Regions from separate parts of the Homo sapiens genome. Here region 1 is linked to region 2. Evidence: chromatin loops called from intact Hi-C (ENCODE). Cell type or tissue: Caco-2. All regions are shown on one strand. Each heading gives the region's core, and the rest is flanking DNA. Links, peaks and the distances in the headings are about the cores only. Region 1 overlaps KIF16B (kinesin family member 16B). Region 2 overlaps KIF16B (kinesin family member 16B).

The links. A loop is a pair of places that touch in the nucleus more often than their neighbours do. Peaks named below come from ENCODE experiments on the same cell type or tissue, not always from the same donor. Only the 100,000 strongest peaks of a DNase experiment are listed, where the experiment ranks them.
Region 1: it touches region 2 in a loop (5-fold over the local background); 2 of 110 quality-filtered maps call a loop at or near these places.

Annotation. Positions count from the first base shown.
Region 1 is chr20:16,268,379-16,273,770 of GRCh38, reverse strand. It overlaps KIF16B (kinesin family member 16B), which reads left to right. Exons shown (of 26, transcript NM_024704.5): 26 at 360-1,667. The coding sequence ends at 518. Among named protein-coding and RNA genes, the nearest start is that of KIF16B, 300 kb to the left of the region's middle. In Caco-2, for the core only: no CTCF peak of the experiment used is centred there; no DNase peak of the experiment used is centred there.
Region 2 is chr20:16,405,867-16,411,258 of GRCh38, reverse strand. It overlaps KIF16B (kinesin family member 16B), which reads left to right. Exons shown (of 26, transcript NM_024704.5): 16 at 4,803-4,885. Among named protein-coding and RNA genes, the nearest start is that of KIF16B, 160 kb to the left of the region's middle. In Caco-2, for the core only: no CTCF peak of the experiment used is centred there; DNase peaks (open chromatin) are centred at 3,258 and 3,838.

The DNA.
Region 1 (5,392 bases), core at 81-5,080, 140 kb after region 2:
GTGGGTGGGAAGTTGTTTCTGGAAATTTTTTCTCTTCTTGACACCATCCAACAGTACCTTGACCGTATTCTGATTGATTGATTGATTGATTGATTGATTGATTGATTGAGACAGGGTCTTGCTTTATCACCCAGGCAGGAGTGCAGTGGCACCATCACAGCTCACTGCAGCCTCTACCTCCTGGGCTCAAGTGATCCTCCTGCCTCAGTGCACCACCCTGTCCAGCTAATTTCTTTATTTTTTGTAGAGATGAGGTTTCTCCATGTTGCCTGGACTGGTCTCAAACTCCTGAGCTCAAGCGATCCCACCCGCCTTGACCTCCCAATTGACCATGTTCTTAACTCTTGTCTCTTCCACAGAAATACCTCAGGGACTTTTTCAGCGTGATGCTCCAGTCCGCAACATCTCCCCTCCACATCAACAAAGTGGGACTGACTCTCTCGAAACATACCATTTGTGAGTTTTCACCATTCTTCAAGAAAGGAGTCTTTGACTACAGCAGCCACGGGACGGGGTAGAGCCAGGGGTGATGGAGGAACCACCACAGCAGTGCCTTCTCGTCGAAGCGGGCTCCGATGCAGGGCAGCTCCCCCATGCGAGGATCCGGGTCTGCCTCCTCCTGCTGAAGACAGACATGCAGCAGCGGGCCCGGGCCACCTCACGTTTCCATACCTAGTGCCTGAGTTTGGGGATGGGATGCTCTGCCTGCTGATGTGGCCCTGACAGGCAGCCGTTACCGTTCCATTGCGGTTGAACGTGGCCTTTTCCCACAGTGCTTCCTTCTCACTGCGCAGCAAAGTTCGTCCCCTGTGGCAAGATAGATGTGGTTGGGCCATCGTGGGTTCCCTGAGCCCAGCCAGCCTGGGACCTCCCAAAGTGGGTGGCTTACCAGACCACCCTTAAATGACTTTCATCTGGTTTCCTCTTTCACCAAAATATACTCGTATTTTTTATATTTCTTCCATGTGGCTGGCTATATTCCAAGAAAAGCATTTTAAATTATTTCATTGTATTTTTTTCTTTTTTTCCCTCATTTGAATCAGAACTTTTATATAAAACCCAAACACTGATGTTTACACAGAATTTCATATTCTGCAAAAGGGATTTTTTGATCCAATCATGACTGTAGTCTTCCATGCTTGACAAATTGGATGTAGACAACATTACTTAAAACTTCTATAAATCCCTACAATTAGGATATTTATTTAACCTTGAATATTCAAGAACATTCTCCCAAATCTAAATGGCTACTGTGCATTCTTGAGCTTTTTCTGCTAAGCACAAAATGAACGCAAAGCTAAATGCATATTTTTAAGTATTATTCACATTTTTTGTTACAGAATCTATTGGATCTTTGGCTGGAAAACTAGAATTTATAGCAGTTTATTAATGATACCTTAAATTACTCAGGACTTAATGTAGCATTGCACTTCTGTGTACAGTAAAACTGCTTTGTTTTACTAAAGAGAAAAATGTGAGTGGAAAAAATATGTATGTGGTATATACTCAAATGTATATAATTCTATCTATAGATTTATATATGTATACATTCTGTACAGTAGTTCCATCAAAATATGTAATAATTCACACCAATTTTATTAAATGTATTTGCTTTTTCAAAATTTAAATTGAGCTGCTATCAATATTAAATGAAGTTATGGCATCTACCCTGTAGCTCAGCTTATTTTAAGTCTGTAACATGATCATTCATACTAGTCTGTTTAAACATTGATCTAATGTTCTTGGAAATATGCATAATGTATAACTCAGCATTTGTGTTGCAGAAGATGCAGTGATAGTAATGATTGAAGTCGTAAATGAATGGTTAACAGAACATGTTTGCATTCCATCTTCTAGAGAATGCCTTCACAACAAAGTTCTCCAACCTGAAAAATATGCATAAACGTGCAATTATCCCTATAAGGAGGAAAACTAGTATTGCACTAATTAAATATCATAGTATAGTGTGAAAAAAAATGAGGACATTTTTGCTGCAGAAGGACCTGCTTTTGTCTGCAGTTGTGATTACAGGAATAGGTTTAGGAGCAATTACTACCAGAGAATTTCAAACTAGAGATTAAGGGATAAGAGCTGGGTAGATAATAATTAACCATAGGTCATTTATTTAAGAGGAGTCTTAAGCCCTAAAGATGGTCCCTCATTTGCTGAGTAAACTAAGTGGTTTCTCTTCAAACTGACCAGATAATCTATCTCTTGGCCTTTGAGGCCGGTATTGGAGACTAGGCTCCTGGTAAGCATTTTGTTAAAATCACACAGAAGGTTTGGCAAGAATAAATAGACATGTGTTTGTAAGAAGTGCTGAAATCAGAAGATCCTTCTATTCTAATCCTCACCTTAAGTAATTATAGTTGAGTTTGGAGTTTGAGTACTACTAGCAAGCTCTGGCCAAGGCCGGTCATAACATGGGAGTCGTTTTGCCTCTCTAGGCCTCAGTCTGTCCATCTGAAAATGAAGCTGTGGTACTGGATGGTCTCTTGAGTTTCATTCCAGCTCATGGTTACAGCAGAGGAATAAACCATGTCATTCGGACTCATTACAGTCCCTCATATGTGTACGTGAAGTACATACTTCCAATCTGATTTAAAGGCAGCTGATTCTGAATAAAACATGAGGGAAAGTTGAAAAGCAAATGAAAAGTCACATCTAAACAACAGAATTCCTTTCTGGAGTGAAGATAAGACAGATGACAGAATTAGGATAACAAATGGAAACTCCATTGATTTGGACTAATTTAAAAGAGTGAAAGAAAATTAGCAAATGGATATTTTATTACTTCCAAGTCATCAAATAACAAAGTAACGCCAAGCTGACCACTTTAGGCAATTCAAATTGAAGTGTCATGAACATAAATACTTTTGCAGTCGGTTGGACAAATCTAAGGAACTTAAACAATTTTTTATTTAAGTAGTTTTGACATTCACTCCTAGGTCTTGCTTGCATGATAAATATGTGCACCAAATTTGTTGATATCACTGGTATTGTAACCTTCCGCCCAGTTCCCACTCAGACCTTGCTATTGCTGAATTAGAAAGATTCACATTTAACCTCGTGATTAATTTTGGCATATGAATAGGGAGTAACCAAGTCATGCTGGCTTCCCCAATGACTGACATCTAGAAGATTCTGTGGCTCATAATGGGGGATGATTTGAAGATACACAAACAGGGTATCCCACCCCAGGGCCGATTCTATTTACAATTCTATGCAGAAAGAGCTAGTTCTGCCCAATTTGGTCCCTGATCTACTCAGAGCTGTAGACAGCATATGTGTCCAAGTCTGAGCAGAAGCAGCCAAAAGCTTTCACGGCTAGAACATGCCATAGACTCAGAGGTGGAGGCACCCTTGGGGAGCAGCTGTGGTGCAGGGTCACGTTGGTGTTCTGTATTCAACTTTTAAAGACAAGATTTTTTTTTTTCTGGACACATCTCCTGCAGCACAAAACCACAAGACCCCATTTCCTCAGGTGCGCAGTCAGGGATGCAGAGCCACGTGCTAAGGGGATGTGGCTCCTTACTGATACTCTGAGCCTGCCACAGGCTTGCCTTGTCCCCTCAAAGAGAATGTGCATAGCGCTTCAGGCCTGACATGCTTCAAACAGTAGCATTAGGTTTTCAAGTACACTGACGTTTATAAATGCCTAAAATGTTGCCTTGATTAAAATGTTGCCTTGAGGTGTCATCAGTTGACAGTTGAACGTCTCTGCCGCAGGAGACCCTTCTCCTTCCATAATCTGACACACACCTATAGGAGTGATTCAGATCCGACTTTATCAGAAAGGTCTTTCTTTTTTCATGTTAAATAAAAGAAGGGGAGTAGAAAAGTTAGGCAAAATAAATCCATGGCAAAATTAACTAGGGGCTGGAAGGGACAAGGACAGTGAGATGGCAAAATTAACTGCTTTAGTTTTACTTAGCTTATCATGACAGGTGATTTAGGTTTTGGGAAAACTAATTAAAGACCATTAATCTACAGAGACTCATTCTCGCAAATTAAACCTTGTGTATTCCTCCTTTTTCACATGCAAGAAGACCTGGCTATTGACTTTCTTGGTTTTTTTTTTGTTTGTTTGTTTTTTGGTTTTTGGTTTTTTTTCTGTTGAGACTGCTTTTACTGATGACAGTTCATTAGATAGGAAATGATTCTGTGGTACACAATTTTGAACTTTGCACATAGGGAATTATTTCCAAATTGACAAAAGTTGCCCATTATTACAAATTTCTGAAGCATCCTGTTTCAAATTGATCCCGTAGTGGTACCTTTGAGTTAGAGGGGTGATGTTAATGTTGACCAGGGTGTTACCTTGAGAATGATAATTTGGGATCCAGTAGAACCCTGTTAAACTTTAAAATGGTAGAAGGAGCAAAAAGGCAGTTGACTGAACTGAAGGGGTTGAAGGATGTGAGTTCATCCTTGTTACCTGCAAATAGCACATGCGTGCACTTACCATCCGGGAACTCTGGGCACTAGGCTGTGGCACATCTCCCAAGGTTACCCCATGCCTTTCTAGAAAGCTGTCTCCTGTGTGACTCTTGCAAAATTGACTAAATGCAAAACATCCTTTCTTTGACTGTCCTCATTTGAAATATACTCTTGTATTTGAAAATGAAATAATGAGGTTTTTTCCTAAGGATTACCTCTCCAAACACTGCGAATTTGAAGTTCATTGACTTGGTTTTCCCCTTCTCCATTGCCGAAAAGGCAGATTCTTCCCCATTCAGAGAGAGACAAATGGATATGTTTGCAAAAAGATGCACAAGCTATCTTTCGCTAAGCATCAAAGATGGGGAAGTGCACTGGGTACAAAATGGGAAATGCATAAATGAAAATGCAGAAAGCCCCACAAGATTAAATATAGGAAATGGTTTGGTAACATCAAGACATATCACCAGAAAGAGGGAAGCCTTCCTCCAGAAATTAAATCCTGTGGGGAAAATGTGAAAAATATAATTAAACATCACTGCTTGAAAGCAGAATTCTTTTCCTCAAAGTGTCCAGTATTCTTATGCACAATTAACATTTGCAGAAGTGTTTGTGTCTTTCCAGTAGCACTTACAGTTGTGCCTGAGAGCATCTCACTGGAGAACAGCCTCGGGGTTTGCTATTCCTGTGACTCCAGCGTTCCTTCCCACTCTTGCAGAAGGAAGGAAGGAGGGTGGGCTGCAACTGCTCTGTCAAAGCTGCCGGGACAATCTCCAGAGAAAAGAATCACAGAAAACAATAAGAAATACCAGTTTGTGGTAATTAAGGGTTTAAAAAAAATTGCACTTTGGTTGATTTCTAAACTCTGTTAGCTTTTCTCCTAAAAACAAGCTAGAAGCCATGAGAAAGGAGTGGGGTGGCCTGCCATCACAAATGACTTTTTGGTGTGGTG
Region 2 (5,392 bases), core at 292-5,291:
AAAGAGTGGATCCCATCAGTGTCACAGTGAATACTTGCCACTTAATGGGAAGCTGATCATGAAAACAAGCAAAAATCTATCACAATGAACCAAAAATTGAAGGAAACTGTGAATATTCAGCAGGCTGGTTGCAGACATTTAGGAACAGACACAGCATTACATTTTAAAGATTTGTGGTGATAAAGTATCTGCTTACTATGAAGCAGCAGAGAAATTTATTGACGAGTATGTCAAGGTCATCGGTGATGAAAATCTGACACCAGAACCAAGTCTGTAATGCTGATGAAACATCACCGTTTTGGCATTATTGCTCTAGAAAGACACTGACTGCAGACAATGAGGCAGCCCCTACAGGAACTAAGGGTGCCAAGGACAGAATAACTGTGCTGAGATGTGCTAATGCAGCAGGCATGCGTAAATGTAAAATTGCTGTGATAAGCAAAAGCTTGCATCCTCCCTGTTTTCAGTTCAAGGAGTGAATTTCCTACTTGTTCATTATGCTAACAAAAAGACATGGATCACCAGGTGATTGCTTATCAGCAGCATATAATTCAGAATCAGGAATGATGGTGATGCTAAGCAACTGCAGATTGTCCACATGGGTGGCTCAGATAGTGGCACCTTTGCTTTCTGATTGTTCCCTGTACACTAACTTTGTTTCATTCACAAAATTATTTAAAATATTGTATAAAGTTACTTTCAGGACTCTCTATAAGTGTATATGAAGCATAAATAAATTTCATGTTTAGACTTGGGTCCCATTTCCAAGATATCTCATTATATATATTCCAGTATTCTGAAATCCAAAAAATAATCAGAACTCCAAAACCCTTTTTGTCCCAAGCATTTTGGCTAAGGGATAGTCAACCTGTATATGTGTGTGTATGTATATGTCTCTCTCTCTATATATATATACACACACATACACACACACATATACACACACACACACACACACATATATATGTAGGTACGTACCTACATATATATATATGTACACCGACATATATATATGTACCTACATATATGTATATGTACCTACATGTATATGTACCTACATATATGTATATGTACCTACATATATATATGTACCTACATATATGTATATGTACCTACATATATATATGTACCTACATATATATATGTACCTACATATATATATATGTACCTACATATATATATATGTACCTACATATATATATATGTACCAACATATATATATGTACCTACATATATATATGTACCTACATATATATATGTACCTACATATATATATATATATATATATGTATATATATATATATATATATGTAGGTAAGTGGGTAGGAAGGTAGATCGACATCCCAGACTTTTATTCAAGAGCTTCAAACCCATATTTTCATTTGCCAAATGCATCTCTAATTCATTATGTCCAAAACCAAACTCATGATTTTTCCCCACCCCATCTTGGTCCTTTTCCAGTGTTCTCAGTCTGTGCAGAAGACTCCCCATTCAACTAGTGATGCATTCCAGAACCCAGAAGCCATCTTCCTCACCCCCGTCTCCTCTTTGTGTCTAGCCCATCATCAAATCATATTGATTTTATCTCCTACATATCTTCCAGTTTTGTTTTACTTCTCTGCTTTGGTAACCCTTTCCCCCAGTCCAGAGCCATCATCACTTACCTGGACCACTGTAGTAGCCACCTGGCTTGCTTAGCCATATTCACTCTTGCCCTGTTTGGCCTTTCTTCAGTCACCATTGCAAGAATGATCTTTGGTGAAACTGAAATCTAATCATGTTATGCTGCTGCACAGAGCCCTTCAGTGTCTTCCTCTTACAACTAGATAAAACACAAGATCCTTTACATCCTGAAACATTTGAGTTGATTCACTTTCTCCCTCCTTCTCAAGCCTTATGTTGGTGCAGTGCTCACTCTTGTTCCCTTTGCCATAGCCACATGGTTGTCTTCCAGTCACTCATTCTTGGTGGCATCTTCCTCCTCATTATTATCATCAATCATCATCATGATCATTATTGCTTTTATGCAAGACACTCTCCCAACTTGTTCTCAGAGCTTGTTTTAGACACCACCTCCCTTGAAGATATCCTTCTCTAGTTTCCCCTATAATAAACCCTTATCATTGTTGCTCTTTGAGCCCAGGACACAGTTCTTCTCCTTCAGCTGCAGCTTTGCATTTATTTGTGGAATCATTTCATTATTTGATTATTTATCTCTCTCTCTGACATTTTTTAAAGCTCCATAAAGGCAAAGCGTATGTCTGAATTGCTCAACTCTGTATCCCCCATGTTTATCACAGTGACTGGCATACAGTAAGTGTTCATTAAATATTTGCTGAATGAACAGTGGCATCATGTAAAAATGAAGCAAATTTTTAAATTCACGAGATTTGTTGAGTACAGGTGCTTAGAAGAAGAAAGGGAAGGAAACCAGCCTTAATGGACCCCTTTTAACATGCCAGACAGTTGACTCAAACATTATCTAGATGGAAGCACTGAATTGTCATGATAGTTTTGCTTTCTTTTATAACTCCTTACAGGGCTTTTTGTGTGTATTTCATGCAGATAACATGGGTGGCAAGATTATTTTCAATGATTTAATACAATTTGAAATATGTCTCTGAAATACCATTCTATTTTTCCATTAACATATTTTAGCAATTTTCAACTTGCATGACTGGGCATTTGATTAACAGAAAAAAAGAAGAATTGGAGATGTAATTAACACCTGGAATGTGATTGCTTTATTAATCTCTAATGTAACTTTAACAGCATTAAATATACATACATCCTAGACGTGGCTGCTTAGCTTTTGGCTTACTATGTAGTCCTAGTCGTAAAAGGCATGGGAAACACCTTTTTTATCATGGTAATGGTCTTGCCATAATTGGAAAAAATACAAATGCAATTCTGCATGACAGGGATAAGCAAATTGTAGAGTGGATAATATCTGCTGCTGCCCCACTAGGGCTCCTAAACTGTCTTATCCTCCTTTTCATAGTGACTTTGTTTCTGCTAAATAATGACAACCACTAAAACCAACCCATATCAGTTGCTCCCTGTCGTTGTTATTTAAACCTGTTAGGTTTTAATCATATTGAATTTGAAACTCCCTTGAGTTGTCCAAAACAATACATCAAATAGGCAGGTGGATATGCTGGCCTGAGCTCCAGAATAGATATCTGGTATTATGATATTTCCTGCAGGGCCCAGGTGAAGATATTACCCAAGCAAGAGGCTAGTGACTGTGGTCAACCAGAGGTCACCTGTGCAAAGGAGGCAACTCTCAGCAGCCCAGGGATTTTTGCTAAGTGCAAACAAAGATCTACTGATAGCATATCTTAGGAATTTTGAAGGAATGCTAGAAAAGTACCCAGACTTTTATGTGAACTCTCCAGACTTTGAACTCTTGCCAACTAAAGATTTTGTTTTTGAAACATGACAGGGAACACAAAAAAATACATCTATAGACTGGAGTTTTTCCTCTGGCCACCAGTTTGTGACCTCTGGTCTAAACTCTCATACTTGTTCTCCGGTCTTCACAGGCTATTTCATCTATCCAGTATTGATTCTTGATGCTGTTTCAAACATCCTGAACTTTGGATGGACATGATTCTCTCCTCTGTCCTGAGCATAGCAGGCCATTCTCCTTTCTATAGCTTAGACTCTCTCTGCAATTACCCAACATGGAACACTTCCTCTTGCCCTCTGGTTATCCGGTGAGACCCAACTTAGGTCCTTGGTGCAGAAGCCTGTCCCCAGCTACTCCAGGCTCCACTCGTCACTTAATCACACACTCAGCTAAGTGTGCTAGACACTTAAGCACTCACCTGTCATTCTTCATGGTTGACTGTCAGTGCATGTGTCTTATCTTCATTGATGCCCTGAGGCATTGTAGACTCTCATACGTGGATGGGACCATACACGTGGCCTCTCATACATGGATGGGACTTCAGAAGACACAGTGAACCTCTTCTGCAACATCTTTTCTCTTACATGCCTCTGGTGACAAGGAGCTCACAGCCCTGCAGGCACCTGTGCCCGCTTTAGACAGCTGTGACCCTAAAATGGGTTTGTTTGCTTCATCAAGCTGAAATTTGCCTCTTCCCATGCTTTTGTTTTCCTTGGGCATTTCCCTTGAATTATTTTGCCCCTTGTGCAGTTGTTTTCTGAATAAGGAAGACTGTCATCAGTCAAAAGGACCCTTTCTTATGGGTCTAATGTGGAATTTTAATAGGGTTTTGAGAAGAAGCAGTGTTTTTATTTGGAAATAGACCATAAATGTACACAAGTTCTCTCCCGTCAAATTCTGAGGGAGATTTTAGTAATAGTTACCTATATTATGCCAATTCCATACGTTTTCTTTTGAAAGCACTTTTCTTTTGAGATTTCTACTTTTACCAGTATCAATAAACATTCCTAAAGTTGTGACCATATGCTTTGCTTGATATTATATCTCTTTGGAGAACTGGTTTCCTTTTTTCTTCCAGACAATCAAAAGTCTAATTATATGTCTGTTAAGTTTTAAATCTCATAATATGTTGTAATGCTTAGATTCATCACTTCTGCTGGATATTATGGATATGAGGATATAATGTGTGTTGTGACACTCAGCTGTAAAAATAAAGGTATTTCCAGATTTGAAATTGTCTTAAGTAAGCAGACTTTTGAGACTAAAGCTTTCCCTTATTATTTTATAATACACTGGAAATTACATTTCAACAGTAGAATTCCATGTTATGGTATTGGCAACTGACCAGACTGCTTACTGTAAATTCATTACTGTTTTTGTGTGTTTTCAGGTGCTGTGATTCTCTTGGGAAGAACCAATATGTTTCGCTTTAACCATCCAAAGGAAGCCGCCAAGCTCAGGGAGAAGAGGAAGGTGAGGGACACGGCGTCTCTAGGAGGGAACCACTGATCGTATGTGAGGATGAGTGGGTGGTGGTCACTCTGGTTCCAATCTTTTGACTTTCTGGGGTGCAGAACCGTGGAAAAGTAGTTCTGTGATCTGGATTGATTCTAGGGAGATTGTTTCCCAGCAGATGATTGGCTGATGAAGTAAGAGAGCAAGCAAGTAAATTCTAGAGCAGACAGGGAGAAACTGCTCCTCCTAGATCCTTCTCTTCAGCCTTCCACCCTTCCCACCAAGGAACTGGGCATCATTTTGCATTAGGTGGAGAGTGACTTCCTCTAATCAGCATCTGTTAGGAATTAACCCAACATTGGAATCACATTAATCCAAAATCAGCCACAGTAAACAGATTTTTCATTGAGGTGGGAAGCGAGAGCAGGGGTGGGTTTAGGACAACTGGGAAAGACTTTGGTTTGGTTGGAAGGGGACGTCTAAAGGGCAGGACGTTTAAGTGCTGATGGGGAAGGAGCTAAGGAC